Regions from separate parts of the Homo sapiens genome. Here region 2 is linked to region 1. The links are chromatin loops, found by intact Hi-C in ENCODE. Cell type or tissue: IMR-90. All regions are shown on one strand. Links, peaks and the distances in the headings refer to the core of each region. The heading gives the core; the rest is flanking DNA.

Region 1 (16,684 bases), core at 4,391-12,390:
AAAGGCTTGGTGATACCCTCTACTCCTGACTCTCCTCTTTATTTTGATATTCTCTTTTTAAGAAAAAATATTACTGGCCGGGCACGGTGGCTAACGCCTGTATTCCCAGCACTTTGGGAGGCTGAGGCGGGCGGATCACCAGGTCAGGAGATTGACACCAGCCTGGCCAACGTGGTGAAACCCCGTCTCTACTAAAAATACAAAAATTAGCTGGGTGTGGTGGCAGGCGCCTCTAATCCCAGCTACTCAGGAGGCTGAGGAAGGAGAACCGCTTGAACCCGGAGGCAGAGGTTGCAGTGAGCCGAGACTGAGCCACTGTACTCCAGCCTGGCAACAGAGTGAGACTCTGTCTCAAAAAAAACATTACTATAAACCCCATTTTACTAAACATTTAATATTTAGCAGCTTACAAAGTTAAGTATTGGCTTTCCTTACTCCCTGCTGCAAAATCAGACTAGCAGGCCTCACATTTTTTCTAGACCCAGAGCACAATAGCATTGTGTGTTAGGCTTCTAACAGTGTAGGGGATTGTTTCAGTCATGCAAAACTTAAAAAGCAAATACTGCTTCTAGCTTATCCATTATTTCCTATTTTTTTTTGGCTGACAGAAGAAAGAAGTTAGGAAGAAAAAAAATGAACCAGTTAATCAAAGATAAACCAATTTTCCAATTCTGAATTTTAAAACTGCATTACTTAAGCCATATTTGGCTACATCTAATACAATTTTTCTCCTACAAATAAAAAGTCTGACTATTTTATTCATTCAATGATATAACGAATTTTATTACTCCCTTGCTTAAAATCCTTTAATGGAACTGCAAGGCTCGATGGGGAGGGGGAACCTCAAAACCTCTAGCTTGCATAAAGGACCCTTCACATTAAGACATCAATCTTGCCTGTAATCCCAGCGCTTTGGGAGGCAGAGGCGGGCGAATCACCTGAAGTCAGGAGTTCGAGACCAGCCTGACCGACATGGAGAAATCCCATCTCTACTAAAAATACAAAATTAGCTGGGGGTGGTGGCACATGCCTGTAATCCCAGCTACTCGGGAGGCTGAGGCAGGAGAATTGCTTGAACCTGGGAGGTGGAGGTTGCGGTGAGCTGAGATCACACCATCACACTCCAGCTTGAGCGACAAGAGTGAAACTCTGTCTCACAAAAAAAAAAAAAAGAAAAGAAAGAAAGAAAAAAAAAGGCGTCAATCTCCTGAAGGGCCTAATATCCATCTACTCAGAACTATGCACCCCTAACACTCTAGCCACATTCTCATCTTCTCCATTCCTGGAAAACACAGTTCTCTTTTCATATGTTTCTCTCTGCTTTTGCATACGTTGGTTCTTTTAGCTTAAAAAACAGAAAGTCTTTGTTTAAACAAATTTATCAATATCTAGCTCCAATGTTACCTTTTTTGAGGAAATTTCCTTGAATCAATGAAACAGTTGTTCCTCCTTTTCTATTCTCCAAACATATTTTGTACCTCTCCTATGACATTTCTCATAGTCACTGCATTTAGAGGTCTATGAGGGAGGCGAACTTAAACCTCCTTGAACATAGAGGTATTACACAATTTTTAGGATTGAGTATAGTGAATACAGTTACATTTCCTAACCCTAAGCATGACTTGTTACCATTCTGTATCAAAATGGTCAATTTTAGATAAAAAGTTACCAGAAATACCTTTTTTCCTTGATATTTCTTATTTTGCTATTTTACACTCTAAATTAGTAACTCTGATGGAAATAAATTTAAAAAAAATTTACTGGGCAATATTAGAGAAAAACATGATATTTCTAATAAATCAGTAACTACTGATAGACATTAAGGGGCTTACACATTTATAAAATAACAAAATTATTTTCAAGCTTTGTATAATTTCTTTTTGCTATAGTCAAAATTGATTCCATATTTCTAAGAAGTCATGTAATCTAATAATGTATAATTACTATTCAGATCAAGTATATTATCAAATAGCAAACAGCAGTTCATAGATTTTAACTGCATTTGGGGAAGGGAACTTTTTTTTTTAACATTAACTGTTGGCTACAGATTTTAAAATGCAGGTCAATTTCCAATTATCTAGATAAATTTGGAAATAAATTACATGAAGTGTAAACACAAATAATTCTTACACTTTAATTCATGTACTGGCTTTTTTTTTTTTCCCCCCTGAGACAGAGTTTCGCTCTTGTTGCCCAGGCTGGAGTGCAATGGCGCGATCTCAGCTCACTGCAACCTCCGCCTCTCAGGTTCAAGCGATTGTCCTGCCTCAGCCTCCCAAGTAGCTGGGATTATAGGCATGTGCCACTACGCCCAGCTAATTTGATATTTTTAGTAGAGATGCGGTTTCTCCATGTTGGTCAGGCTGGTCTTGAACTCCCAACCTCAGATGATCCACCCACCTCAGCCTCCCAATGTGCTGGGATTACGGATGTGAGCCACCGCACCTGGCCCGTGTATTGGTTTTCTATTCCACATCAAGCCTTACAGGAACTACTAAGGAAATATTTCTAGATTATTTTTTATTCAATCGTTTTACTTTTCCTATCACCCTCCTACAAGAGTGCTTCAAAGAGTGAAATGACTTAAATGTAGGAAGAGAAAAAACAAAAAGTGGGGCAAGTATATCATTAATATAAAATATTAAGGACCTCTTTTTCTTATTTATTTTTATCTTTTTATTTATTGAGACAGAGTCTCCCTCTGTCACCTAGGCTGAAGTGCAATAGCACGATCTCAGCTCACTGCAACCTCCACCTCCTGGGTTCAAGCAATTCTCCTGCCTCAACCTACTGAGTAGATGGGACTACAGGTGCGTGCCACCACGCCCAGCTGATTTTTTGTATCTTTACTAGAGACGGAGTTTCACGGTGTTAGCCAGGATGGTCTCGGATCTTCTGACCTCATGATCTTCCCTCCTTGGCCTCCCAAAGTGCTGGGATTACAGGTGTGAGCCACTGCGCCTGGCCTAAGTACATCTTTAATAGCAAAAAATCTTGGCCACAATTTTCTCCACACAGACAGTATCGCTCCAGATTTCTTGGTTTCACACCCCAAAGCTTCTCCCTCATCTCTTTTCTGTCTTACGACACAGCCCATTAATTAATCATCCAAAATCATGTACGGGCTCAGCCACAGATTCCAATCTCACTAACCCACTAACCCCTCCATACTTTCTTCATACTTCTTTATATCAACTTGGCCTGTGAGGCTTCCAATAGCAGGAACTCATTATTGACATGCTGCTCAACAAGGGACACCAGAGGTTAGCAAGCAAGGATATTTATTCTTAAAAGAGAACTGAAGGGAAGAAATGGAGAACACTACAAATATTTATAATTTATTAAACTTCTTATATTCCTGCTCATTTTACATTTCCCAACAGAAAAAGGCACTGAATATTAGAAATGTATTCAATCAACAAATATTAACAAAGCACCCAGTATCTATTAGTTACCTTTCTAGACCCTAGGAACATAGCAGTGAACACCACAACAAAAAAATAACCTGTATAACATGCTAAATGGTAAAAGTGCTATGATGGGCCAGGCACAGTGGCTCACACCTGTAATCCCAGCATTTTGGGAAACCAAGGCAGGTGAATTGCTTGAGCTCAGGAGTTCGAGACCTGCCTGGGCAACATGACAAAACCCATGTCTCTACTAAAAATATAAAAAGTAGCCAGGCATGGTGGTGTGTGCCTGTAAGTCCTGGCTACTGTGGAGGCTGAGGTGGGAGGATCGTTTCAGCCTGAGAGGCAGAGGTTGCAGTGAGCCAAGACTGCGCCACTGCACTCCAGCCTGGATGACAGAAAGACTCTGTCTCAAAACAAAACAAAACAAACAAACAAAAAAACTGCTATAACGAAAGTAAAGCTGGGTGAAGGAACAGGCGTGCTATTAGGTGAGAGGCTATTATTATATCCTATATACAGGGAGGACAAGGAGGTCTCACTAATACTCTGCTAGCTGAGTAGACATGAAGGGAATAAGGCATAACATATTTTGAGGATTAGCATTCCAAGCAAAGTGTAAAACTACAAAAATCCTAAGGTAGAAGCACAGTTGATATGTTCAAAGAGAAATAAGGAAGACAACATGGATAGACTAGGGAGCATATTTGATGCTGAGGTCAGAAAGTTAAGGGGTAGGGATAGGGATAGGGGCTAGAGAAGGTAGGGCCTTGCACATCATTGAAAGAACAGGGGATTTCCTTTGAAAGAGATGGGAATTCACTGAAGGACTGCGAGCAGAGAAGTGGCAATTATCTGCCCTCCGTTTTTAGAGGTGCACACAGGCTGTTAGGTAGACAATGGACTCCAGGAGGTCAAGGGTAGATAGGAGGCTAGTAGAAGCAATCCAGGGGAAAGCTGTGTGTAACCTAAAGCAGGGCAAGTAACAGTAGAGGCAATAAGACATAGTCAGTTTGATATATCTTGAAGCAAGATTTGTTGCCAGATTGTACATAAGAGAAAAATGACTCAAGGAAGACTAGGTTTTTGGGACTAAGCATAAGAAATAATAACTGCTTTATGGCCAGGCGTGGTGGCTCACGCCTGTAATCCCAGCACTTTGGGAGGCCGAGGTGGGCGGATAATGAGATCAGGAGATTGAGACCATCCTGGCTAACACGGTGAAACCCTGTCTCTACTAAAAATGCAAAAAATTAGCCGGGCATGGTGGCGGGTGCCTGTAGTCCCAGCTACTCGGGAGGCTGAGGCAGGAGAATGGTGTGAACCCCGGAGGTGGAGCTTAGCGCCACTGCACTCCAGCCTGGGTGACAGAGCGAGACTCTGTCTCAAAAAAAAAAAAGAAAAGAGAGAGAGAAAAAAAAGAAATAACTGCTTTATAATGGCATGGAAAAGACAAGACCACAGTGACACAGTCTTTTTTGTTTGTTTGTTTAAATGTTTTAAAAATGTATTTGTGTGTACTTATTCTCTAAGAGGGTGAAAGACTCATTTTCCCCAGGCCAAGTTTTATTATAATAACCACCATGTAGAATGACCAAATTCTACGATTAACACTATTTTTCTTCTCCTAAGTGTTTTCCTTCTGCCTGCTTCAACGTATAACCAACTAACTTGTGTCAATTCGCCAGGGAATAAAAATGGAAGGATCTGTTCTAGCCAGAGCTTAGCAGGTGCTGTGGTGGGAGATAAATCAGAGAACACACACAAACCAGGGTGAAGACATTTACAAATGTACTTTAGCCAATAAAAATTAGCTTGTTATTTTATAAAGAAAACAGGTGCCTACAGTAAAGGTTATCAGAAGGTGGCTCAGGAAGTGGGCAGGGATGGTCCACAAAACATCTAAGAAAATACCTTTTTATTTTTGAAATAAATGACTTCAACTTTTCCCTGGATTATTCCAGGAGTCTCCTATCTACTCTTGACCTCCTCAAGTCTATTCTAGTATCTAAGAAGAACTGATTAAATTTAAATCTTAATCCTAGTTTGCAGTTTAGGTTACATGTACATTTGGATGTTTATTAAAGGAACACCAAGTTATCATTCTTCCAAAGAACTGCATAATATTTCCTATTGAGTCATTCATCATACTCTATCATATTTCATTTCTTTCATGTGAAAGGAGTTTGCCTGAAAGCGTAAGCTTTAGAAAGAGAAGTTTTTTCAGGTCATTAAAAAAAAAAAACTGTTATAAAATAACATGTGCACTAAATATGCATATTTACAATTTTTCTTAGATGATTTAACAAAATTATCCAGTAGTGTAGGCAGGAAGTGCTATATTACTGTCTTCTCAGTTTAAAAACCTAAAAAGGAACTTATAAAGTCCATATTGTTGTAGTGGCCACTCTCTAAAGGGTGCTGTCCATTAAAGCAGAAAACAAGAGCCAACAAGTTCTCTATGTTTATCAACATTCACCTCTCAAGCTTCATCTTCCTGTTCTAGAAATATTTTCCTCTCTAATTAAGAGCTGCCTTCCAGGAGGGAATACTGTCTCTCCAATCATCTCTAACTGTTTGAAGATAAATGAGAATGGACAGAAGCTATTTCAGGAAAAAGAGAACCTAAAACTTCACTGCTTGGGGTGAGAAAACACTTCCCTTTTGCTGCATTTCTTTTTTTTTTTTTAATTTCATATTTAGAGTATGATGGTAAATTTTGGAGAGATCACAAGACCTCCAAACTTTATGCAAGAGTGGTGGAACGCCTGCAAAAGAATTCAGGCTTCTGCCTGAGTGATGGAGGGAGCAGGGGCAGGCATGGACTGGGCTGCTTAACCCTCCCGCAGCTACTAGAACCTGGGAACGGAGCCAGCTGTGCAGCTGCAGGAGTGGCGCCTCAGCTCTCCTGAGGCAGTGCTGTCACCAACCCCAACCTTGGGCTTCCACACTCAGCGTATGCCCCTGACACTTAAGGAAGGAAAGAGCCACACCACCATCAGAAAGAATACTGGTAACTGTGAAGGCTGCCGGTTCTAAGTTGTAGTTTATCTTGTTCAGCAGTGTGGACATTTTTCAGTGAGGCTTATATCCAGTCAAAAACGAATGGGAAAATAAACAAAATGAACCCATTTCAGTGATTAAAAATATTTTTAGCAGACATTTCCCGTCACATGATTACATTTCTATCACACAGTTGAATTACATTTCTATTTCAAAGACTCAATTTCTCATTAATATGCTCTCTACAACACTCAAAGAGACCACAGTGGCTTAATACTACTACCACTAACAATTTTTAAAAAACAAACTCATGCCTATCTCTACAATGTTGTCTTTTACAGAAAAACAAATAATACTTACTCCCCTGAACTTCACCAAAACAAGACTGGGATGGTGGGAATTTTTGTTTGTTTTAACAGAACAATGCTCCGTGCAGTAGCACTAGAAAAATGATTAGTGGTAAATATTTCTTAACATTTGTTCACACCAGAAATGGGAGGAAAAAGAGAAAACTGTTCCTTTCTTTCTCTATATTTCTCCCCTCAATGACCAAATTTCCAAACTTTACTTATGATAATAAAAATAAGCCAGAGAAACTTAACTATCAAACTCATTTGTATCTGGTTAGCCCAGAAGAAGCCTCCTGGAGAGCCAAAACCCATCAATAGCACATATTTTAATCTTGAACTTGAAAACCAATGTGAGCTTTATTAACTTTAAAAGAAAACCAAACTCTGCCACTTTTACATCCCTCGGCATGCAGTGTTATAAAGTGACCCACGCTGGGGAAGAAAAAAATATATCTACTAGAAAATGAAACCACTTACCTTGATCAGTGGACATGATTTCACATATACTGATAATTAATCTACTCTGGTTTAATAAAAAGATATTTGGCTTTACTCTTTTAAAGTTCATGTGATAAAATCTCACTCCTGGCTGTAAAGCTTCAGGGAGGCTGAAGATTACACAGGATCTGCCAGGAGCTCAGACCAATGCACTATGACTTCAGTGCATTCTTCGAACTTACTGCCCAAGGACGACCTTATGCAAAACATGCCACACCTCCCCAGAGGACGGACTGCTGCAGTACATTGCATGAGAGGGAGTGTATGAGCACAGAGAGACTTCTATTTATCAAAGTAAAGTAAACAACTGAGGCACATGGAACCTTTAAAAGCATTCAAAGTACAGCTGGGAATAGGGCGATTTCTAAATGGACTAATGCCTTAACTATTAGTAATGCTCTAAAAAAGCTAATGGGAAAACAGTTTGTTTCTATTTTAACAGGGCTCCTGCCCTGGACCAAAGATGTTGGTTACAGATTCATGATTCACAAGCTTAAGATGTTAAAATCTCATTTTGAATGACCTCAAATATCCCATTTATGTTTTCCTTTCCAGCATAGCTCATTGATTTCAGTGACTAAATAATACAGAATTAATAAATACTACATACAAATTTCCTAAGGAAAACAAGTCGTATATGTTATTTCAAAACATAGTTTAACTGGTAAAATATTTATTACTCATTTTTATCTGTCTTTATAAGTACATTAGTAATTTCTCATGGCCTTGAAAAATCAGAAAATGTCAGATTAAAGCCAGGCGCGGCGGCTAACGCCTGTAATCTCAGCACTTTGGCACGCCGAGGTGGGTGGATCACCTGAGGTCAGGAGTTCGAAACCAGCCTGGCCAACATGGTGAAATCCATCTCTACTAAAAATACAACAATTAGCCGGGTGTGGTGGCATGCACCTGTAATCCCAGCTACTCAGGAGGCTGAGGCAGGAGAATCGCTTGAACCCAGGAGGCAGAGGTTGCAGTGAGCTGAGATTGCGCCGCTGCACTCCAGCCTCGGTGACAGAGTGAGACTCCATCTCAAAAACAAACAAACAAACAAAAGAAAATGTCAGATTAAAATATTTATAAAATCATAATGAGTTAACAGGTTACAGACATTCTCCCTCACTGGGGAAAATAACCTCTCCAACCCCCTCCTCTTTGTGTCCAGACACAGTAGTTCCCTCTCTCTAGTGTGCACTTGAATCACCTACTGGGTTATCAAGACATACATCACTGAGTGCCCTATCAAAGTCAGATTCAGTGCATGGTGGGGCCACATAATTTGCATTTCTAACAAGCTCCCAGGTGACAGTGACACTGCTGACCTGGGCCTTCACTCCAGGAATCACACTTTGAGAACCACTGGGGCAGTGAATTGCTGGGTTAGGGAGGATTAAAGGACTTGCTAAATTGCACACCTGCTAGGAGCTGATGGATGTCAGGCAGGAGCCAATACAGTGCTGAGGATGAGGTGTGAGGGGTTTGTTCTCCCACTTCAACACAAGCTCCCCATCAGGACACAAAGGTTGTCAATCATTCTAATGAAAGTGGTACTTTTTTAATAACAGAAATGTGTATATAAGGCATAAATAAATAAGCTTTACAATTAATCTGATACAGAATAGGGTAATAGTACATGGAGAAAAAAGTCAAAGAGAAGAAACCTGAATTGTTTTTAACTCCTTTGCAAACTCCACCCATATGTGTTAAAATTTCACTGTGGCAGAGAATCTGTTTAGGTTTGGTTCCAAGACCACTTAGCCTTAGCAAATTTCAGTAATGTAAAAACCAGAATACTTCCCTGTCACAAAAATGCCCCAACGTCTGTCTGTACTTCCTGAGCTTTGATAGCAATGTTTAAATTGTAATCTCAGGTTTGGTATTAAAACAAACACTTTAAAAAAAAAAAAAGCTAACATGTGCTCTCTGCCCATTGCTATGTTAAGCATTTTCCATGTAGAATTTCATAAAGTCCTTATTGCAGGGTAATAATTTATCACCATCTTACAGAAGAATATCACTCTGTAAGGTAGTGTTAATTTATCACCATTTTGCAGAAGAGAAAACTAAGTTTAGGAGGTCAAAAATCTTGATCACTCATGCTAGTACAGTGATAACCATTAAGATATTAAATTCACTGTTGTACAACAAATTAAGATATAATGGTATAGCAGTCACCCTTTACCTGTGATCAACTTCAGTCTGAAAATATTACATATAATATTTTGAGAGAGATACCACATTCACATAATCTTTATTACAGTATATTGTTATAATTGTTCTATTTTATTGCTATTGCTGTTAATCTCTTACTGTGACTAATTTATAAATTAAACTTTATCATAGCTATGGATGTAAAGGAGAAAACATAGTATATATACTGTTCAGTACTATATGCAGTTTCAGGCATCCACTAGGGTCTTGAAATACATCCCCTGTGGATAAAGGGACACTACTGTATTCACTTTTAATCTTTATAGATGAAAGCCAAAAATCAAAACATGGTTTGCAGGAGAAAGTGATAACTAAAATAAAATATAACAATTATGATTGACTCTCAATTGCCCACAAGTGGACAATCTGTAATAATCTGCAGCATCTACCACAAACTTAACACTAAATTCTAGGCTACCCAATAGGAGCAATAGCAGTTTCTCATCAGGTGGGAATGCACTTATCCTATGAGCCAGCAATCCTAACTCTTAGGTACTTAACCTAAGTAAAAGGAGGATTTACATTGACAAAAAATGTTTACAGAGCCTTTATTCATAATCATCCAAAACTAGAAATACCCACTTGTTCTTCAAGTAGTGAATGGGAAACAAACTGTGGTACATCCACACAATGGCATACCACACAGCAATAACAAGGGATGAACAAAGATACCTGCATGTGCATTAGAAAGAAGCCAACGTAAAGGGCTACACATATGTGATAAAATGAGACACTCTGGAAAAGACAAACTTACAGGAATAGTAAACAGATCCAAGGTTGCCAGGGCTGGTGGTAAGGGAACTGACTTTTCATAAAACGGCATGACAGAATTTTGGAACTAAAGGGACTGTTCTGTATCTTCATTGTGGTGGTGGTGGTTATATGACTGCGTGCATTTGTCAAAACTCAGAATTGTACCCTAAAGAGGTTGAATTTTAATGTATGTAAATTATCTTTTAATTTTAAAAAATTTAGAAGCAAATAAAAGCAATTTATTCATTAAAAAAGAGGCTAGGAGGGCCGGGTGGAGTGGCTCACAGCTATAATCCCAGCACTTTGGGAGGCCGAGGCGGGCGGATCATGAGGTCAAGAGATCGAGACCATCTGGCCAACGTGGTGAAACCCTGTCTCTACTAAAAATACAAAAATTAGCTGGGCATGGTGGCACGCGCCTGTAGTCCCAGCTACTTGGGAGACTGAGGCAGGAGAATCGCTTGAACCCAAAAGGCAGAGGTTGCAGTGAGCCGCGATCGCACCACTGCACTCCAGCCTGGCGACAGAGCAAGGCTCTGTCTCAAAAAAAAAAAAAAAAAAAAAAAAAAAAACCAAAGCTAGGAAACTGATTGTCATAGATAGTGTAAACTCAACCCTAAATAATTTTTGGTATATCCACTATGCTCCTCATTGTCAACAGTAGAGATAATCACTAATCCATTTTCTGTGATTTACAAAAAACTTGGCAAATTTATTAAAAGTGATCTAATTAATTCCCCATACATTATCCATTTGTAAAAGCTGAAGTTTATGATACCATATCAAAAGGGATCTATTAAATAAATATGTTTAGTGATTTTAAGGTTGTCATAGATATCAGTCTTGAAAAACACCTAAAATCCATGCCACTGAACTCACAGCTATTCATAAAATACCTCCAGCTCTGAAGACTTAGTGGCTATCATCCAGCCCTTTCACCTCTCCCTCCTTGTAGCAATGTTATTTTGATACACATTGCACTGAATAAGAAACTTACCAACTTCTGCCAAACATTCACGTGATATTTCTTTTTTTGAGATGGAGTCTCTGTCACCCAGGTTGGAGTGCAGTGGTGCGATCTCAGCTCACTGCAACCTCCGCCTCCTGGGTTCAAGCAATTCTCATGGCTCAGCTTCTCTAGTAGCTGGAATTATAGACACGTGCCACCAGGCCTGGCTAATTTTCGTTTTTTTAGTAGAGACAGGGTTTCACCATGTTGGCCAGTCTGGTCTCAAACTTCTGACATTGAGTGATCTGCCTGCCTCAGCCTCCCAAAGTGCTGTGATTACAGGCATGAGCCACCATGCCCAGCCCACATGATATTTCATAATAATGTTTTTTATTATATTAAATTTTAAAATAAAAGCCTACCTATATTATATTCAACAGCTTACCATTTTCCATGGAAATGATCTGAAATCAAGAATTTTATAGGCAACCTGCACTTCCTGGATTAAAACCTATATATCTACAATGTTTAAAAATAAAGAAGTGAATAAAAACTATAAATCTACAATGTTTAAAAATAAAAGGAAGCCTAAGTTGTTTGCCTTAGCATTTTTATTTAAACCTAACTGGCACATTAGCTGTCATATAATTGAAGACTTCCCAATTAACCTAACATACTATTGGCAATGTCAGCTTTTTTTTTTTTAAATTTTTTTTTTTTTTTAGACAGAGTCTCACTCTGTCACCCATGCTGGAGTGAAGTGGCTCAATTTTGGCTCACTGCAACTTCCGCCTCCCAGGTTCAAGTGATTCTCCTGCCTCAGCCTCCTGAGTAACTGGGATTACAGGTATGGGCCACCATGTCTGGCTAATTTTTGTATTTTTAGTAGAGATGGGGTTTCACCATGTTGGTCAGGCTGGTCTCGAGCTCCTGACCTCATGATCCGCCCACCTCAGCCTCCCAAAGTGCTGGGATTACAGGCGTGAGCTACCGTGCCCGGCCGGCAATGTCAGCTTTAATAAATTATGTACAAATAAGCATATACTGGCAAAAAAGTAACAGGAAAATTATTCCTAGTAAATGTTAGTATTTAACTAACAGATCAGATAGAAAATGGAGTAGGAAAACATAATGGAAGTAGGCCAGGCGCGGTGGCTCACACCTGTAATCCCAGCAGTTCGGGAGGCTGAGGCGGGTGGATCACAAGGTTAAGAGATCGAGACCATCGTGGCCAACATGGTGAAACCCCATATCTACTAGAAATTCAAAAATTAACTGGGCGTGGTGGTGCGCGTGGTGGTGCACGCCTGTAGTACCAGCTACTTGGGAGGCTGAGGCAGGAGGATAGCTTGAATCTGGGAGGCGGAGGTTGCAGTGAGCCAAGATTGCGCCACTGCACTCCAGCCTGGGGACAGAGTGAGACTGCGTCTCAAAAAAAAATGATGCATAATTTCCATTTTGCACGTCTCCGAGGCTTAATAAAATGAGGCATAGAAATTCTTGAACGTATGCCAAGTAAATCCTGTTGCTTGAATATTTTTGTACCAAGCCATTTTTGTACAAATCTTCAAAGCAGATGTATTATCCTTGAACATCTATTTATATTAAAAATAATTAATAAAAAAGTTTTCTATCACCTCTTTAGTTATATGTTCACTTATAGTCACACACACACAGAGTACAGCTGGCCTCCAAATCCAAAGTTTCTGCATTTGCAGGTGCAAGCAACTGTGGATCAAAAATATTCAAATACAATTTCAAATAAAAACAAGACAACAACAAAAAATATAAATTTTAAAAATATAACTACATAGTGTTTATGTTGCACAGTATTAAATATGAGCAATCTAAAGATGATTTAAAGTATAAGAGAAGGGCCAGTGCAATGGCACACACTTGTAATCTCAGCACTTTGGGAGGCTGAGACAGGCAGATCGCCTGAGGTCAGGAGTTCGAGAACAGCATGGTCAACATGGTGAAACCTCATCTCTACTAAAAATACAAAAAGTTAGCCAGGCGTGGTGGTGCGCACCTGTAATCCCAGCTACTCAGGAGGCTTGAGTCAGGAGAATTGCTTGAAGCTGGGAGGCAGAGGTTGCAGTGAGCTGAGATTATGCCACTGCACTCCAGCCTGGGCGACAGAGCGAGGCTCCGTCTCAAAAAAAAAAGTGTAAGGGAGGATGTGCGTAGGTTATATGCAAACACTATGCCATTTTATATAACAGACTTGTGTAAGCAGATTTCGATATGAGGGTGATGGTCCTGGAACCAATCCCCCAGCCCCACATGCTGAGTGACAACTCGGTACTGTTAAGAAGAAACTTTACTAGCCCAGTGCGGTGGCTCACGCCTGTAATCCCAGCACTCTGGGAGGCTGAAGCGGGAGGATTGCTTGAGCCCAGGAGTTTGAGACCAGGCTGGACAACATGGTGAAACCCTCTCTACTAAAAATACAAAAATCAGCCAGGTGTGGTGGGATGTGCTTGAAATTCCAGCTACTTGGGAGGCTGAGGCAGAGGCTGCAGTGACCTGAGATCACAGCACTGCACTTCAGCGTGGGTGACAGAGCAAGACTGTCACCAAAAAAAGAAAAAGAAAAAGAAAAAAGAAAAAGGAAATTTTATCTGTAATGTCATCTTCCCTTGATTCTCTTCCACCAAAAAATATATAATACTAGAGAATAAAAACATTATACTAATCTAAATTAGGAAATTGATCCCTAAACCCCAATTTACAATCTCTCTGATCTTATCTATAAGGATTTCAGTTGGTAATACTTTCTCTTTCAGCATTTCCTCTCACCGTGGTTGACTTACTACATTAAAATACTAAGATAGGCTGGGCGCAGTGGCTCACACCTGTTAATCCCAGCACTTTGGGAGGACGAGGCGGGTGGATCACAGGGTCAGGAGATCGAGACCATCCTGGCCAACATGGTGAAACCCCATCTCTACTAAAAATACAAAAATTAGCTGGGCATGGTGGCACGTGCCTATAGTCCCAGCTACTCGGGAGGCTGAAACAGGGGAATCACTTGAACCCAGGAGGCAGAGGTTGCAGTGAGCTGAGATCGCACCACTGCGCTCCAGCCTGGACAACAAAGTGAGACTCTGTCTCAAAAAAAAAAAGTCTGGCCAGGCTCTGGGAAGAAACCGATTCTGGATGTGTGTGGTGCCCCTGGTCAAGTGAGGGCAGGACTGCAAAGGGAGCTCACCATCCTCACTCACTGCTTCTGTCAGCATTCCACAGGCTAGGCTCCCTGATAGACACCCTTCGACGTGTATGTTTAGATCAGCCTGACATTAAACACTGCGTAATATCCCACAGTTTAACTCTATCATAATTCACTTAATTAACAAACATAATTTTATTATTTTTTAAAAGAGCATCCTAGTAAATTTCTCCATATCTGCACAAGTATTCTTTTGGATAGACTACCAGATATGGACTTCACAGCTCAATGGTATATGAATTTCAAATTTTGGTAACTTACCGAAAACTTTACCTTCCAAAACATATCAATATATATCCTCTCTGCCCTTTACCATTAATCTATACTAGATTATTAATTTTTAAAATCTTTACTGTTAGCTGGGAGAATATGGATAAGTAAATTTAAAGTATATTCATGCGACGTAATACTATATCTGAGTTAAAATGTGTTCGGAATTGGTGGGTTCTTGGTCTCACTGACTTCAAGAATGAAGCCACGGACCCTTGCGGTGAGTGTTACAGCTTTTAAGGCGGGGCATCTGGAGTTGTTCGTTCCTCCCAGTGGGCTCGTGGTCTTGCTGGGCTCAGGAGTGAAGCTGCAGATCTTCGCGGTGAGTGTTACAGCTCATAAAAGCAGCATGGACCCAAAGAGTGAGCAGCAGCAAGATTTATCGCAAATAGCGAAAGAACAAAGCTCCCACAGTGTGGAAGGGGACCTGAGCAGGTTGCCAATGCTGGCTCGGGCAGCCTGCTTTTATTCTCTTATCTGGCCCCACCCACATCCTGCTGATTGGTAGGACCGAGTGGCCTGTTTCGTCAGGGCGCTGATTGGTGCGTTTACAATCCCTGAGCTAGATACAAAGGTTCTCCACATCCCCATCAGATTAGTTAGATACAGAGTTTCCACACCCAGGTTCTCCAAGGCCCCACTAGAGCAGCTAGATACAGAGTGTCGATTGGTGCATTCACAAACCTTGAGCTAAACTCAGGGTGCTGATTGGTGTGTTTACAAACCTTGAGCTAGATACAGAGTGCCGATTGGTGTATTTACAATCCTTGAGCTAGACATAAAGGTTCTCCACGTCCTCACCAGAGCAGCTAGATACAGAGTGTCGACTGGTGCGCTCACAAACCTTGAGCTAAACACAGGGTGCTGATTGGTGTATTTACAATCCCTGAGCTAGATATAAAGACTCTCCATGTCCCCACCAGACTCAGGAGCCCAGCTGGCTTCACCTAGTGGATCCCGCACCGGGGCTGCAGGTGGAGCTGCCTGCCAGTCCTGCCCCCTGCGCTCGCATTCCTCAGCCCTTGCGTGGTCGATGGGACTGGGCGCCGTGGAGCAGGGGGTGGTGCTCGTCGGAGGCTCGGGCCGCACAGGAGCCCATGGAGTGGGTGGGAGGCTCAGGCATGGCGGGCTGTAGGTCCCGAGCCCTGCCCCGTGGGAAGGCAGCTAAGGCCCGGTGAGAAATCGAGCGCAGCACCGGTGGGCCAGCAGTGCTGGGGGACTCAGTACACCCTCTGCAGCCACTGGCCCGGGTGCTAAGTCCCCCATTGCCTGGGGCCAGCAGGGCTGGCTGGCTGCTCCGAGTGCGGGGCCCACCAAGCCCACGCCCACCTGGAACTCCAGCTGGCCCACAAGCGCCACACGCAGCCCCGGTTCCCGCTCGTGCCTCTCCCTCCACACCTCCCTGCAAGCTGAGGGAGTGGGCTCCGGCCTTGGCCAGCCCAGAAAGGGGCTCCCACAGTGCAGTGGGGGACTGAAGGGATCCTCAAATGCCACCAAAGTGGGAGCCCAGGCAGGGGAGGTGCTGAGAGCAAGCGAGGGCTCTGAGGACTGCCAGCACGCTGTCACCTCTCAAAAGCAAATGAACTACAGCTACACATCAACATAGGCCATTCTCACAAACAATGTGGAATGAATAAAGTACACAGAATAAAGTACAATTCCAGTTACATATAGTATATACTTTTAAAACATTCCAAAATGTTGTTATGGACACATAGCCATATGTGGTGTGATGTTATGATTTTTGTCCACAGTTCTGGTTCATAACTCTCACAGCCTTGTTATGAGGCTGGGGCACTTTACACCTCAGAAAATAATCTCTCTCTTTGCCCTCCTTGCACCTGCCCAAGCCAGGACTCTAATCTGATTGTTGGGTCACAAAACCCTCATTCTGGAGAGGGAGAAAAGCAAAGGTACACTAGACAACAATTTCAGGATGGCAGATACCTCTGGTGGGGAGGCATAGGGAGTAGAAAAAGAAAGAAGAACACAGGGGCTTCAAATGTAT
Region 2 (16,684 bases), core at 2,903-10,902, 150 kb after region 1:
CTCGAGGAGGCCCTTCAGCCCGCCACTGCGCTATGAGGGCCCCTCTCTGGGGCTGGCCGAGGCCTGAGCCGGCTCCCTCTGCTCTCGCGGAAGTGTGAAGAGAGAGGCGCTGCAAGAGCCAGGGGTGCGCGCGGCGCTCGCGGGTCGGCGCGAGTTCCAGGTGAGCGCGGGCTCGGCAAGCCCCGCACTCGGCGCGACCGGCTGGCGCCTGCTGGGTTTGATCGGGGGGACGAGTTCCCTCTGGGCTGCCAGAGTGCCCGGGCTACGTGCCGCAAAGTCCCGCAGCGGTGAGTGCCATTGAGAGGTGAAGCTGGCTGGGCTTCTGGGTGGGGTGGGGACTTGAGAACTTTTCTGTCTAGCTAAAGGATTGTAAATGCACCAATCAGCACTCTGTGTCTGCCTAAAGGTTTGTAAACGCACCAATCAGCACTCTGTCAAAACGGACCAATCAGCGCTCTGTAAAGCGGACCAATCAGCTCTCTGTAAAATGGACCAATCAACAGGATGTGGGTGGGGCCAAATAAAGGAATAAAAGCAGGCCACCGCTAGTAGCAGCAATCGGCTCGGTCCACTTTTAGGTAGTAGAGGTTTTGTTCTTTTGCTCTTCGCAATAAATCTTACTGCTGTTCAGTCTTTGGGTCTGCTGCTGTGTTTAAGCTGTAACATTCACTGGGAAGGTCTGTAGCTTCACTCCGGGAGCCAGGGGGGCTACAAACCCACCAGAAAGAATAAACTCCAGACACATCTGAACATAGGAAAGAAAAGACTCCGGACACACAGTGTGTAAGAACTGTAATATTCACTGTGAGGGTCCAGGGCCTCAAGACCAAGAACCCAACAATTCCGGATACAATACTATGATAGTTATATAATTATCATGCAACTCTTTTCTGTTCGTTTATTTGAGACAGAGTCTCCGTCTGTTGCCAAGGCTGGAGTGCAGTGGTGCGATCCCGGCTCACTGCAACCCCCCGCCCCCCCGGTTCAAGGGATTCACTTGTTTCAGCCTCCCCGAGTAGCTGGGATTAGGGGTGCACGCCACCACGCCCAGCTGCTTTTTTTTTCAGGACCTCAGGTGATCTGCCCACCTCAGGCTCCCAAAGTGCTGGGATTACAGTTGTGAGCCACTGCACCCAGCCACTAATATTATTTTTAATAACAGTACCTAGATAATTGGAGTCCTATATATTGACATGTGTGAAATTCATTCATTCACTTATACATTCCTTAATTCAGCAAGTTTTTTTTTTTGAGATGGAGAGTCTCTGTCACCCAGGCGGGAGTGCAGTGGCACGATCTCGGCTCACTGCAAGCTCCGCCTCCCGGGTTCACGCCATTCTGCCTCAGCCTCCCGAGTAGCGGGGACTACAGGCGCCGGCCACCATGCACGGCTAATTTTTTGTACTTTTAGTAGAGACGGGGTTTCACCGTGTTAGCCAGGATGGTCTCAATCGCCTGGCCTCATGATCTGCCCGCCGCGGTCTCCCAAAGTGCTAGGATTACAGGCGTGAGCCACCGCGCCTGGCAATTCACCAACTATTGAGAACTTATTTTGTGCCAGATTCTACTCTAGGCGTTTAAGATGCATTAGGGAAGAAAACGAAGGTTCATACCTTTTGGAAGTTACTATCATATATGTACCATGGATGGAAAGAGACACAAAAAACAGTAGTATCGGCTGGGCACCGGTGGCTCACACCTGTAATCCCAACACTTTGGGAGGCCGAGGTGGGTGGATCACTTGAGGTCAGGAGTTAAGGGACCAGCCTGGCTAACATGGTAAAACCCCGTCTCTACTAAAAATACAAAAAATTGGCTAGGTGTAGTGGTGCATGCCTGTAATCCCAGCTACTTGGGAGGCTGAGGCAGGAGAATTGCTTGAACACGAGAGGTGGAGGTTGCTGTGAGCCGAGATCGCCCATTACACTGCAGCCTGGGCAACAAGAGCGAAACTCTTAATAATAATAATAGCTACTAAAGACTAAACACTGGTTGAAAGTTGTTATATATGTTATTTCATTTAATCTTTGCAATAACCTTGCCAAGTAGGCTGTTTTTGTTTGTTTGTTTGTTTGTTTTGCTAGGTTTTGCTCTGTTGCCCAGACTGGAGTGCAGTGGCACTATCTTGGCTCACTGCAACCTCCACCTCCCAGGTTCAAGCAATTCTCCCTCTCTCAGTCTCCCAAATAGCTGGGGATTACAACCACGGCCACCACACCTGGCTGATTTAGAGCCGGGGTTTCACCATGTTGGCCAGGCTGGTCTCAAACTCCTGACCTCAAGTGATCCACCCAGCCGGCTTTTTTTCCCCCGATGTCGGGTGATCCAGCCGCCGTGGCGTCCCAAAGTGCTGGGATTACAGGCATGAGCCACTGTGCCCAGCCCAAGTAGGCAATTTTTAATCCTTGTTTGAAAAACAAGACCACTTAAGCTTGGAGAGGGTAAGAACCTTTCTAAAGTGACAGAGCTAGTAAGTGCGTGCCAGGGTTAGAATTTGAATAAAATTTTGTGTTTTTAAAAATAGTTCTGCTGACATAGTCTGCTATGGAACAAATACTCATCTAGATTTTGTGCACTTTTTGTTTGTTTGTTTTGAGATGGAGTCTCGCTCTGTCGCCCAGGCTGGAGTGCCGTGGCACGATCTCGGCTAACTGCAAGCTCCAGCTCTCGGGTTCACGCCATTCTCCTGCCTCAGCCTCCGGAGTAGCTGGGGCTACAGGCACCCACCACCATGCCCGGCTAATTTTTTTGTATTTATTTTTAGTAGAGAAGGGGTTTCACCGCATTAGCCAGGATGGTCTCGATCTCCTGACCTCGTCATCTGCCCGCCTCGGCCTCCCAACGTGCTGGGATTACAGGCGTGAGCCACCGCACTCGGCCGATTTTGTGCTTTTATTTATGGCTTCATTGTGAAATTTTTGAGAGCCCACGTTATCTTAATTTTTTTCCTTTGGATAAATCATTTATTTACATGGCTGAAAACAATATGTAAGAAAGGCATTCGTGCACTGAAAGAGTCTGGCTTCCACCCTTTTATCATACCCTCTGCTCTTTTACAGATAACCATTTCTATTGGTTTCCACTGTTACTTTATCCAAAACAAGAAACACTTACTATATATTTTTATATTATCCTTTTTTTACATATAGGGTGGTTTACTACACATGAGCACCCGTATATTCAAAATAAATGGATTTCAATTAGGTAAATAATTTCTTTTTTTATTTATTTGGAATAAAGGTTGATATGAATCACTGATTAATCTTGGACTAATAGCTCTTTTCAGTTAGGCAAATCTTCCTGTGACATTTGACTGACATTATTAATATTTTACAACTTCAAAGGACATCAAACTATAAAAGTATCAGTAGGGTTCTTAAATTAGTTTTACTTTAATATACACTAATTAAAATGTCTACTGTTGCTTTTTTAAAGATTTAAAGATTTTTATAATCTTAGTATGACCTGATACACATATCAGAGTTGTTTAGAAATTTTGAGTTGACATGTTATGGCTACATTGGAATAAGGAAGTATTGCAAGATTCAACTTTAGAACTCATTGATATATTAGCATTAAATATTTTTCCCCAGGACGTAAACACATTAGTATTTTTCCTTCCAAGCACAGAAACTTAGAAGTATATTTTGTTAAAAACAAAGCCCAGTTTCTTTTTTTTTATAACTTTTTTTTTTTTTTTTGGAGACAGTGTCTCACTCTGTCACCCAGGCTGGAGCACAGTGGCACAATCTCAGCTCTCTGCAACTTCTGCTTCCTGGTTTCAAGCCATTCTCTTGCCTCAACCTCCTGAGTAGCTGGGATTACAGGTGCACACCACCAAGTCTGGCTAATTTTTGTATTTTTAGTAGAGACGGGGTTTCACCATGTTGGTCAGGCTGGTCTCAAACTCCTGACCTCGTGATCCACCTGCTTCAGCCTCCCAAAGTGGTGGGATTACAGGCGTGAGCCACAGCGCCTGGTCACCAAAGCCCAGTTTCTGAATAGCTACATTCAGTGTTGAGATCCTGAATCATTATTTCAGCATATTCTGGGGCATGGCTGGCTTCATGGCCTGTGGATCCCTGCAGTCAAACAAAGCCCTGTGCTTAGAAGGACCTCATGTTTGGCCTAATGCATTGCTATCACTGTCTTGAAATTCTTCTTATTTTTTGATCAAGGAGCCCCGCATTTTCATTTTGCACTGGGACTAGCAAATTAGATAAAGCCCATCTTGGGATATGAAACATACATCTATCCTACTATTTATAGTCTTTCACCTGACTTTAGTAGTAACAGAAGCTAACTTACTGAATTATCTTTCTTTTATCCCCTACTGATATAGATAATAAGGAAAATGAGGGGCCGGGGGCGGTGGCTTACACCTGTATTCCAAGCACTTTGGGAGGCCAAGGCAGGTGGATCACCTGACATCAGGAGTTTGGGACCAGGCTGGCCAACATGGTGAAACCCCATCTCTACTAAAAATACAAAAATTAGCTGGGCGTGGTGGCAGGCGCCTGTAGTCCCAGCTACTCCAGAGGCTGAGGTAGGAGAATCGCTTGAACCTGGGAGGTGGAGGTTGCAGTGAGCTGAGATCGCCCCATTGTACTCCAGCCTGAGCAACGAGTGAAACTGAAAACTAAAAACTAAATAAATAAATTAATCTTTAAAAAAAAAAAGGGGGGGCCAGGCGCAGTAGCTCACGTCTGTAATCCCAGCACTTTGAGAGGCCAAGTCGGGTGGATCACGAGGTCAGGAGATTGAGACCATGCTGGTTAACATGGTGAAACCCCATCTCTACTAAAAATACAAAAAAATTAGCTGGGCGTGGTGGCAGGTGCCTGTAGTCCCAGCTACTCAGGAGGCTGAGGCAGGAGAATGGCATGAATCCACGAGGCAGAGCTTGCAGTGAGCCGAGATCGCGCCACTGCACTCCAGGCTGGGCGACAGAGCGAGACTCCATCTCAAAAAAAAAAAAGGAAAAAAGAAAAGAAGGCAACAAGGTATTCTGTAACATTTCTTTACTATTTAACAAGAAGCCACTATATTTATGATTTATTTATCTTTATGTTGCTTCCTACATTCAAATTATATTATAAATTGTTTACTTTTGACACTTGAAATATTTTTCCCAGAGATTTATCTTCCTTGACAGTTATTTTGTGGATTAATTATTCTGAGGGTCTTCTAAAGCATTTAAGTGTACTTGATTCATAAATTAAGAAACTCAACTGGGCATGGTGGCTCATGCCTGTGTAATCCCAGCACTTTGGGAGTCTGTGGCAGGAGGATTGCTTGAGTCTAGGGCTTTCAGACCAGACTGGGCAACATAGGGAGACCTCATCTTTACAAAAAATAAAAAATTAGCTGGGCATGATGGTGTGCACCTGTGGTCCTAGCTACTTGGGAGGCTGCAGTGGGAGGATCAGTTGAGCCTATGAGGTCAGGGCTGCAGTGAACTGTGATCTTGCCAGTGCATTCCAGCCTGGGCAACAGAGCAAGATCTTGTCACACACACAAAAAAAAGAATTCTTAGATTATTTCATCATACATACTTAGCCTCCTATTACAGTGTTAAGAGATCTAGTTTTTAGATTCACTAAGACAGAATGACAGGAATAAGCATTCACTTAATTTAAAGGCCATTTCCCCCAATTAGTTGATATTTAGTGCCTGCTGTAATTATATAAGTAGGTGACATTAGGTTCTGTAAACTCAATTCTGGATGTCTTATGAGAAAGCTAGATGTCAAGAAGCCAAGAAACTCACTTCTCAGGAACAACTACTCTAATTCAAAATTGACTGAGTTCCTACAATGTGCTAGTCAGCATGTGTACGACCAAAAACCAAGAAAATCCTTTCCTGGCTGGGCGAGGTGGCTCATGTCTGTAATCACAACACTTTCAGTGTCTGAGATGAGAGAATTACTTGAGTCTAGGAGCTCAAGACCAGCCTAGGCAACATAGTGGGACCTCATCTGTACAAAAAAATTAAACAATTAGCCAGGCATGGTGGTATATGCCTGTGATCCCAACTACTTGGGAGGCCGAGGTGGCAGAATCATTTGAGCCCAGGGGGTCGAGGCTGCAGTGAGCCAAGATCATCCCACTGCACTCCTGCCTGGGTGGCAGAGTGAGGCCATGTTTCAAAAGAAAAAAAAAATCCGGCTGGGTGCGGTGGCTCACGCCTGTAATCCCAGCACTTTGGGAGGCCGAGGCGGGTGGATCATGAGGTCAGGAGATGAAGACCATCCTGTCCAACATGGTGAAACCCCGTCTCTACTAAAAATACAAAAATTAGCTGGGCATGGTGGTACGTGCCTGTAATCCCAGCTACTCAGGAGGCTGAGGCACGAAAATAGCTTGAACCAGGAAGTCGGAGGTTGCAGTGAGCCAAGATCATGCCACTGCACTCCAGCCTGGGAGACAGAGCAAGACTCCCTCTTTAAAAAAGAAGAAGAAGAAGAAAGAAGGAAGAAGGAAGAAGAGGAAGAGGAAGAAGAGGAGAAGAGAAGGAGAAGGAGAAGAAGAAAGAAGAAGAAAAGAAGAAGAAGAAGAAGAAGAAGAAGAAGAAGAAGAAGAAGAAGAAGAAGACGGAAATCCCTTCCACAAGTTCCCATCGATTCTGCTCTCTTTCTCATCCCTTGTGGGTTGCAATATAGGCTGTCCAAGTTGCCTGCAAAATGTATAGATGAGAAGAGACTTTCTTGATGCGTCCAGCTGTTTTCACTTTTGAATGTGGCAGACTATCAGCTTTATCATGTAAGAGAAAGTCAAGTATCAAATAGACTTATAGATCCAACCTCCAAGAAAAACAAAAGCTTTTGGAAGAGAAAAAGGAGAAATTTGTAGAAAAGTTTACATTATTATTTCTAGTGTTGTATTTATGCAACAGGTGAGCAGACAGCTTTTGCCAGGATGTTGGCTGCCCGTGTTGCACGAATTTGATTAGCTATAATGAGGATTGCATTAGACGTTTTAACTCACTAGAACACCATGTTCTATCTGCCTCTCCCCCTCCTCCACCCTTTAAATAAAATCGAATCAAAGTGGATGGTTCCCAAAGCAGCTGATTTACTACAATATGTATTTGTAGGAGGAGCTAGAAAATTAACCTCCCTCAAAGTTTTGGAACTCTGCTGTTCCAAAAAGAACAAAGAGGAATTGTCTCCCAAAATAATGCATAGAAACTTCATTCTTCTTTCATCAAAATAATGTTTCCTGTTTTAGGGCAAGCATTTTCTTCATGTTGGTACATTTCTAATCAAATTCAGCCAAGTATATCCTCCTGCCAAAATAGCTTTCTAGAAAAGATTACAAGTAGAAGAGGTGATAACTGGAGGAAATGAGCAGAGTTGATACACATTACTTACCAGGAATGTATAGAATTGTTGTTAAAGCAAAGCATTTAGTTTTTAGTTCAAATAAGTTCTTACTTTGAATAAACATATAGATCACATCTGAATTCATATAGTCTTTTCCTTTTTGTAAGTATACATCAAAATGACATACAGAAAAACTGCTCAAATTGATAAAAAGGCAGCATTAATGAAATGAACAAAAAATAACCAGTTTATTTACTGGAAAAAGTTATGCATTACACCATATTCAGTTGGTAACATAAACCGAGATATAAGAATCGATATATTGGCTTCTGGTTATTTTCTTAGCACTGGAGTGCCTTTTCCAACCATTGAGTGCATGATCAGATTACACAAATACAAGCACATATCATGTGTTCTCCCATGAGACATTATTCACTTAGGATTGTCTACAATAAAAAAAGTTAAAGTACAAGCAATAATAAATTCATAAGAATTTTTTGAATTTAAAATAAATGCATGTGTCTTTGAGAACATTTCTTTTGAAATTCATATTTTTAAAAATAACAAGTTTCTTAAATCAGTCTTTTAGTCGTGTTTTCATATGGTATTTATCAGTAGGTGGAAACACTTCACATCATTTAACCCCAAAAGGCATAATAATTAAACTGCAATTAAATGTAGGAACAGTTGAATCATTACAACAATAATACGGTGTACAAATCAGAGTTGGCCACACAATACACATGTTAATACTGGAAAGAAATACAATATCAGAATCATGGATGGTTCATCACATAAGCATAATCATGCAAATAAAAACAGAGTAGATTATAAAAATGTCATAAGAGATTTTCAAATAGTAATTGTTTGACTCTCATAGTCAAACCATTGAGCTTTAACATTTTGTGGGAATAATGTTAAAATGATGTATTTCCTCTAAGACTGGCTGCACAAATCATACCTATGAACCCAATGAGTCATTCTGTATCTCCATTATCTATCATTGAATAATTATTTTTAAATAAAATGATATTTCCCCTTACTTTATAGTTCTCTCATCTTTGTTTTAAAATGACTTTTTAAAAAGAAAAACATATTTACACTAAGAAGCACCAGATTTACTTCTCGGTGTTTTCATTAGAGAACAATGATTGAGGAATAATTCTGAAAGAAAAAAAGTAAAAAATGTGTTCTCAACAAGTGTTCTACAGCAATTAAACTCCAATCACAGGAATAATCTGGCTCAGCAGTTTATCCAGGCTTCAGCTTAAATAGGGCAAATTTTAAATAACTCGAGAAGGGATAAAAATACACTGAGGATTAGAGCCATGCAGTTCAATATGGAAAGGAGACTAGATATAGATAACAATCTCCTTACTTTCCTAATGGACAGAAGATCACAGAGAAATGAGACTTCTATAGTGTTCATCTTATGAATATGGGAAAGCTTACATGATGTGAAATAATTCATGCAAACATTTTACATTGCATATTTCTATGCACTCTCGCCCTTACACTAAAGGCAGTTAATTGCTCTTCTTCTTCTTAAGTAGAATATTCTGGAAAATTCTCAATTGGGGAACATGTCTTAATACTAAATATCTCTTTCAATTACACTTTGAATAATAAGGACGAAAGACATGTCTAGATGAAATCTTTCAGCTGTAAACATAATACGATCAGGTTACAAACGCAATACATTAGGGACTATGGCAGTTAAGTTCGCATATAAATAAAGATGAACTTAATTTTAGACACAACTCATCCGAGGGCATTATTACAGACAATGGAAAATGTCACTCGGGAGCTAGATTGATCTTGTAGTTCCATAGAAGTTGATTTTAAGGTAAAAAAGTACTTGTCAGTATCAGCACTGATCATGCTCTCTGTCATAACCTATCATAACTCCAGTTCAACAGCTTTTTGAAGAATTATGTTCCCTTTACTTGAAAACATACTCTTGTACATTTTTTGCAGCCTTAAATATAAGGGTTACTTAAAAATCACTCTAGTTTATAAACAAACAAAAAAACTGGAGGGCAACCTTTTTAAAATTGTGAACTTTATCCCATAAGTTTCTTTCAAATTTAGTCCTACTTCCTACCTACCATATCAATGTATTTGTGGCAGCCTGAGTTTGAACCCACCACAGTTCCTTACTGGAAATCCATCAGCTTCCCCCAATGTCTCTGAGGGACAGATTGTAACTTTTGGCTGATTGATTATGACAATTATACATTAAAATTGACACTCATCCCAGAAGAAAAGATATTTCATTTCTTCCTTTTCATGTTTTGTGATCTCCATTTGAGACATGTAGAGAACTTTAATTAATACAGAATATCAAGAAATCTCCACATTCTTAGGTTATTGGACCAATGTTTCATGCTTGTTTCAAACAGAAGAACTTATCTGCACAAGGATATTTTCCAAAGCACGAAAAAAGCAAATGTTGTAGACTGAAGATCCTTTTAAATAAAGACGAAATCTGAAATGTGTTTGCCCCCCACTAAGGGATTGCATACCTTCTATTTCTGAAGTATTCCTGAGGACATTGTTTTTTTAGACTCTGACAATTGAATTTTTTTAGTAAAAGTCCTATATTCTGAACAATTTTAAAGATACCATGGAATATAGCTGAAAGAAAAAATAATACCAACGATCATTTTTTTCCAACAAATATCTTGGAAAAATAAAGATTGCCATCCTATTTTCAAATATAAAATATTTTATGATTAACCAGTAAAATTTTAATGTATTTTAAAACTTAAAATAAAAGAATCACAGGATTATGAGCTCCCAGAACTGAAATGCATTCTCCTATCTTGCCACTTAATACTTACTAGACCACCAATGATATTCAATTTTTACAAAACAAATATTCTTTATGATTATCAATTTCCACGTTAATTTCCCAGTGTTAAAAATCTCTTTCCTAGAGTTACTATACATCCTTCACACTGAAGCCTTTTTTATTCTAGACTTAGTAACAATATCTATAGCTGATATCTATCATTTGTTAAATATTCTTTTCTTGAAGACTACTATTGTACCTCCTCTTCGTTAGACTAAAGTATAATTTCTAAATAGGTCTTTTCTTATTTAACAGTTTTCCTTTTTCTCAAAGTTCTCCAAATTATTTTATTAGAATCCAGAGTTGGATATATGAATGGGATCTAATGGATTATGTGTGGACCAGAAAGATTAAGCCAAGCTCCTTTATTTATGCCACTCAGCACTCAGGCCAAAGACAATTTATTGCTTCTTCTTATTTTTTGATTAAGGAAAATCCTCAGGAGAAAAGCATTTCTCCATACTATTCAATATTGTAATTGTGCTTACTTTTAAAAAACTACCTGTTTACTTTGCTAACTACTTTTACTAGTTAGCATTAATCTTTGCTCACTCTGTTTGCAATAATTAGCCAGTATTTTTTAGTGCATTTCTGCTGTTTATTTTTCCTCTCCAAGTATGTCTTCAATTAGTCTTACTGGAGTTCATTCTTTTTGGTTCTCACTAGTTCTGCCCCTTTTCAATTTCCTTTTGAATTCCTGATGTTATCTTTACAGATACTGATTTTTATCAACACTACACATACTGATTCACTTTAAATGCCTATAAATAAATATGGCTCAGTGTAAACTATACTAAATGATGCCACAGTGTAAATACATGGTATTCTCTCTTACTGCTTAGGGACTATCACTTAATTTTGTGCTGAAAATGAGAAATTTATTTCCAAGTTTCTATAACTTCTTGGCAAAGATTCACTAAAATTATTATTTTCATAGAATTAGTATTTCAGAAAAAGACTTTCCCACTCTATGAAGATAAATAACTGAAATGAAACTAGTTTATAATAGACGTAATAATACACTTTGTATTGGAAGAAATGTTTTGTGGGTGACCCGGCTTTTCATGGAGTCCTAGATTCAGAGTTAGGGATAAAGAATGCAAATACAACATTGCCGACTGGCAATACTGCCCCGTCATCACACACAGACAATACTTCCTGCTGAACTCCCAGTCCCACCAAACAAAACCGATGAGACGATCTACGAACATGTTCTGAGGTACTTTTTAAAAAGGCATATATTTCCCTCAGGCACAAACAGTTTTTTATTAAAAGTCAACTTAGCAGCTATGCCACTTCTCAGGTCCAAATACGTGGTGCTTGAGAAAGGGGGAAAAATAAAAAACACAAAGTGAGGGCAGGGGTAAGCTTTCTTTCATTGAACTCTGATAAAATCCACAGTCTCACTAATACTGGTACTAGGCAGATACAACGCCAGTGAAATGAAGACAATGTTTAGGAACAGCAAGGCCATGCAGGTAGAAAAGAGCAGAAGGTTAGGCTGCTATGGTTGGGAACTTCATGTCGAATCGTTTTGTTTCTGTTTCTGTACTTTAACCTGAACCCTTATTTTGGTGAAGATTTCAACTCTTTACTCCACGTTGCATAATAAATGACACTGTGGAAAATAGCACTCATATAAAGAACACAAAACGTCCTGGTTGCTTTGGTAATAGCGACCACTACTTAATAGGCGTATGACTAACGAAAGCTCCTGCAATGTGCTTTACGACTTACCATTTGGTCTCTGATGGACCACTCCATTTCTGTGCCACCCATGTCCGCTCAATAAGCTGAGTGGCTCCTGGATCTCCTTTCTCAGTGCCCTACACTGGTAACTGTCCTTTGTGTTAACAGTGAGGGTCATTTTTGTTTTGAAGAGAAGTTACAGATGTCTTTATATGAAAAGGTCAAACCCTTATGGTTTTAAATAAGTTAAGGCTACCTGACAAAGACAAGGAATCAGGGCTAGGAGCAATTGTGTGGGCAGCACTTGATGGTTAAGGAGCCCGAGAGTGTTAGACCTTTCAGCTCAGTTAGCTGTTTTCCTTGTTTGTCAGATTATGTGCAAAATAAATTTTGCTATGAAAATCCACTGCCTTAAATCAAGTCATAAAAGTTACCCAGCAGAATCTGTAAATTAACCAGGAACATGTATTATCTCAAGATAATAGAATGTTTGTAGGCACCTGAGTGTTTGTCAAAAGTAGACAATGAGCTAAGGTTTATTATCTATTGTTTTTTTGGCAAGGAAGATTCGTTATGAAAAAAACTAACAACAACAAAACATACAATTTTAATCAAACTTTGAACACTCTCTGGGTAAATTAATTAATTAAAGGCTATCTTACATCTATATATGTATATATTTTCCCATTTGTACTTGATACCTTTTATCAGGAAAGACTCAGTAGGACCCTGATTTTGGGAGAAGTAAAAAAAATTCTGGTCATTAAATAAACACACCATTTTTTTCCCTTCAAGTTATTGAGCCTTCTTTAACGTTATCACACACATACACACATACAAAGGAGCAGCACCAGTACATCTACTCAACTGCAATGAAAAAATAAAAGTAAAGATGCCATCAAAACTTGAATAAGTCAATAAATCATAACTTAGTCTCTTTCTTAGATTTACTTAGTAATGTCCAGTGAAGAACTCTAGTTAAAAATACAAAAACAAAACCCAGCAGTTAATGAGCTACTGATTAGAAAGTAAGTGCCTAAACAATACCAGCGTAGCAGCAAAATACAGTTATTGTTAACATTCTGATGCACCTCATTTATCATTTTGTGCAAGAAAAATGACCACAGTCTGGCCAATTCCAGATTTCAAACTAAATTCAAACTCATACTTAATTGAGCAAATTATGCTTATTTGAAAATAAATGAATTAAATTCACCTCAGAGAAATTATTTGTATAGACATAAATCATGTAGCAAATAAAGTACAAAATAAATATCAATGACAAACATATTGGAATCAACTTCCCTAGCTGAATTTGGAGTGTGAGGAAAGATGATACTGCAATATACGTATTTTACATGTCTTAGGTCTCTCTTATGCTATCGAGGTAAAGCCAGCCATCTGAGACACGTTTTCTGTTTCTTTTTTCTTTTTTTTAAATTTAAATGAACTGTAGCCATTTGATGGCAGAAGTTTATCTGTGACTCAGAGAAACCACAAAATGTTTTATCACATCAGGGTCTGTGCTTCGTGTTCTTCTCAACTTTCTCTCGTCTTCCAAAACGATGGACATTAATCCAATTGTACATCTAACAACCGAGAAGAAAACACCCGCTGGATCTTGGGCAGTATCCTGTGTGTGGCTACAAAACTTCCACCCCAGATGTTCGTCCACAGGAGATGAAGACTAGGGGTGAGGAGGCTTGGAGAGACAGTGGAGAGGGGCGCACTGGGAGCTGGAATGTGGCTGCTCCTCAGGGAGAGCTGTGTCAGGACTGGAAAGGAGAAACAAGCACGTCAGCAAGAAACACATTTCAAAGGGCCAGGCACAATGGTAGGGGTTAGACGAGATATTTTTGCATAGATTTTGAGAACAAGAACAGAAATCTGCACAGTAAATGGTTTCCATCTAAAGCATGCCAAGATAATGGTAGCTTTTCAAAACAAGGCATAAAAAAGAAAAATGAAATGTATTAAGGAAATGATATATGCACTCTTCCCTCAAAGTCACTCTTCTCTTTTCTTGTTTTCCCTATTTTCTTGCCCCCAGCATTTTACAGAAGTTCTTCTCAATTTTTGCACGGTCTTGTTCTCCTAGGTCTCTGTGTTAGCTGTAAGATTTCATGAGATCAGTTCTTTTCAAACTTTAATATGCATGCAAATTACCTGGGGAGCTCAGTATAAAGGGCAGATTCGGATTCATTAGGTGTGGGGTGAGATCTGAGATTCTACATTTTTAATGAGCTCCCAGTGATGCTGATGGTACTGACAGGTTGACCAAGGCTTTGGAGTTTAGAGGATTCTATAGTTATCTGGTAGATCCAGATTCACTAGGATAAAGAATTTGCCTGTGGAAGTCTAATTTGCTCTAAGAATTCCCCCTACCTGCTTGGGCTTGGAGGTATAAGGAAGAGTTTTATATTTCACCCCCCCCCCCCTTTTTTTTTTAGATGGAGTCTCGTTGTTTTGCCCAGGCTGGTGTGCAGTGGCTCCATCTCAGCTCACTGCAGCCTCCGCCTCCCGAGTTCAAGCGATTCTCCTGCCTCAGCCTCCCGAGCAGCTGGGATTACATGCATGCACTACCATGCCCTGCCAATTTTTGTATTTTCAGTAGTGATGGGGTTTTGCTATGTTGGCCAGGCTGGTCTCGAACTCCTGACCTCTGGTGATCCACCTGCCTCGGCCTCCCCAAGTGTTGGGATTACAGGCGTGAGCCACCGAGCCCAGCCTAACATTTCCCATTTGTTAAGTGTATAATGTAACTTTCCAAACGACGCCTGTGATAGCCTCTAGTTTAAATGAACCTGTGCTCAGGCCTATCAGGGTCTGGATGAATAATCTTGAAGAATAAAGAAGCAAAATCATTGAGTTTCCTAGGGTAAAATGACAAAACACATTTGGGTTTGGGCCTTTTAAAATTTGACTAGCGGCCGGGCGCGGTGGCTCACACCTGTAATCCCAGCACTTTGGGAGGCCAAGGCAGGAGGATTATGAGGTCAAGAGATTGAGACCATCCTGGCCAACATGGTGAAACCCTGTCTCTACTAAAAATACAAAAAAAAAATTAGCTGGGTATGGTGGCGTGTGCCTGTAGTCCCAGCTATTCGGGAGGCTGAGGCAGGAGAATCACTTGAACATGGGAGGCAGAGGTTGCAGCGAGCCAAGATGGCGCCACTGTACTCCAGTTTGGCAACAGGGCGAGACTCCGTCTCAAAAAAAAAAAAAAAATGTGACTAGCAATGGGGGAATCACAACATGGAGATTTGTTTTTTTAATTAGAAAAGAGTATTTTTCTAAAACTCTGTTATATTCCCTTAAACTATGAAAGTCAGTACTATATAATTCATTTCTACCAGAAGTGATGTTTGAGAGAACAATTCAAGGCTCATTATTACTATTAATTTAAGCATAGCTTTTTAAAGCTAATTAAAATTAGCTTTAAATTTAATGGAGTTTAAAATGTAATGGAGTCATTAAAATTAGTATTAAATAATTTTTATCTTTGGTACTGAAATTATCCTCTACCTATATCTCTTGCATTTTAATACAAAATCATAATTATGGAAAATATCTGACTGGCTTGAGGTTATTCTTTCTTCCCAAACTCTTTGAAGTGCTGTAAATATAGTTTAAAAGAAGCTTTGCTGTTCTGTACTGGTTAAGACAAGCAGTGATAAAAATTGTTTTTCCTACCTATTTTTAAAATGTGGTATGTAAACATGGGAGAACTGGACCTTCAACAAAAAGCCTAAGAAAATAGCGCATAGTTTCATTTGTAAATTTTTTTGATATGGAATCTCACTGTCGCCCAGGCAGGAGTGCAGTGGCACGATCTCGGCTCACTGCAACCTCTGCCTCCTGGGTTCAAGCAATTCTCCTGCTTCAGCCTCCCGAGTAGCTGGGATTACAAGGGCCCACCACCGCGTCCGGCTAATTTTTTGTATTTTTAGTAGAGACGGACTTTCACCATTTTGGCCAGGCTGGTCTCGAACTCCTGACTTCAAGTGATCTGCCCACCTCGGCCTCTCAAAGTGCTGAGATTACACACACGAGCCACCGTGCCCGGCCTCATTTATAAATTGGAAAATAAGCCTGGGCGCGGTGGCGCACGCCTGTAATCCCAGCACTTCAGGAGGCCAAGGCGGGCGGATCATGAGCTCAGGAGATAGAGACCATCCTGGCCAACATGGTGAAACCCCGTCTCTACTAAAAATAATTAAAAAAAAAAATTAGCTGGGCGTGGTGGCGGGCGCCTGTAGTCCCAGCTACTCCGGAGGCTGAGGTAGGAGAATGGCGTGAACCCGGGAGGCGGAGCTTGCAGTGAGCCGAGATCGCGCCATTGCACTCCAGCCTGGACGACAGAGCGAGACTCCGTCTCAAAAAAAAAAAAAAAAAAAAAAAAAAGGAAAATAAATGAAGAAAATCTTAGGCCAAGCATAGTGGCTCACGCCTGCAATCCCAGCACTTTGGGAGGCCGAGGCAGGCGGATCACCTGTGGTTGGGAGTTCAAGACCATCCTGACCAACATGGAGAAACCCTGTCTCTACTAAAAATACAAAAAAAAAAAAAAAAAAAAAAAATTAGCCGGGCGTGGTGGCACATGCCTGTAATCCCAGCTACTCAGGAGGCTGAGGCAGGAGAATCGCTTGAACCCGGGAGGCAGACGTTGCGGTGAGCTGAGATCACGCCATTGCACTCCAGCCTGGGTAACAAGAGCAAAACTCCGTCTCAAAAAAAAAAAAAAAAGAAGAAAGAAAAGAAAATATTTAAAACAGAAAATAATGTATGGCAAGATTCACACTTGACCCTCCAAACAG

The links. A loop is a pair of places that touch in the nucleus more often than their neighbours do. Peaks named below come from ENCODE experiments on the same cell type or tissue, not always from the same donor. Only the 100,000 strongest peaks of a DNase experiment are listed, where the experiment ranks them.
Region 2: a loop joins it to region 1, with 2.1 times the contacts of the local background. A loop is called at or near these places in 4 of 110 quality-filtered maps.

Annotation. Positions count from the first base shown.
Region 1 is chr12:32,525,055-32,541,738 of GRCh38, reverse strand. The region is part of intron 1 of FGD4 (FYVE, RhoGEF and PH domain containing 4); the gene reads right to left. Among named protein-coding and RNA genes, the nearest start is that of FGD4, 130 kb to the right of the region's middle. In IMR-90, for the core only: no CTCF peak of the experiment used is centred there; DNase peaks (open chromatin) are centred at 6,278 and 7,668; H3K4me3 peaks cover 1,800 bases; H3K27ac peaks cover 2,125 bases.
Region 2 is chr12:32,374,498-32,391,181 of GRCh38, reverse strand. BICD1 (BICD cargo adaptor 1) reads right to left here. Exons shown (of 10, transcript NM_001714.4): 10 at 7,549-13,642. The coding sequence ends at 13,555. Among named protein-coding and RNA genes, the nearest start is that of FGD4, 17 kb to the left of the region's middle. In IMR-90, for the core only: no CTCF peak of the experiment used is centred there; no DNase peak of the experiment used is centred there.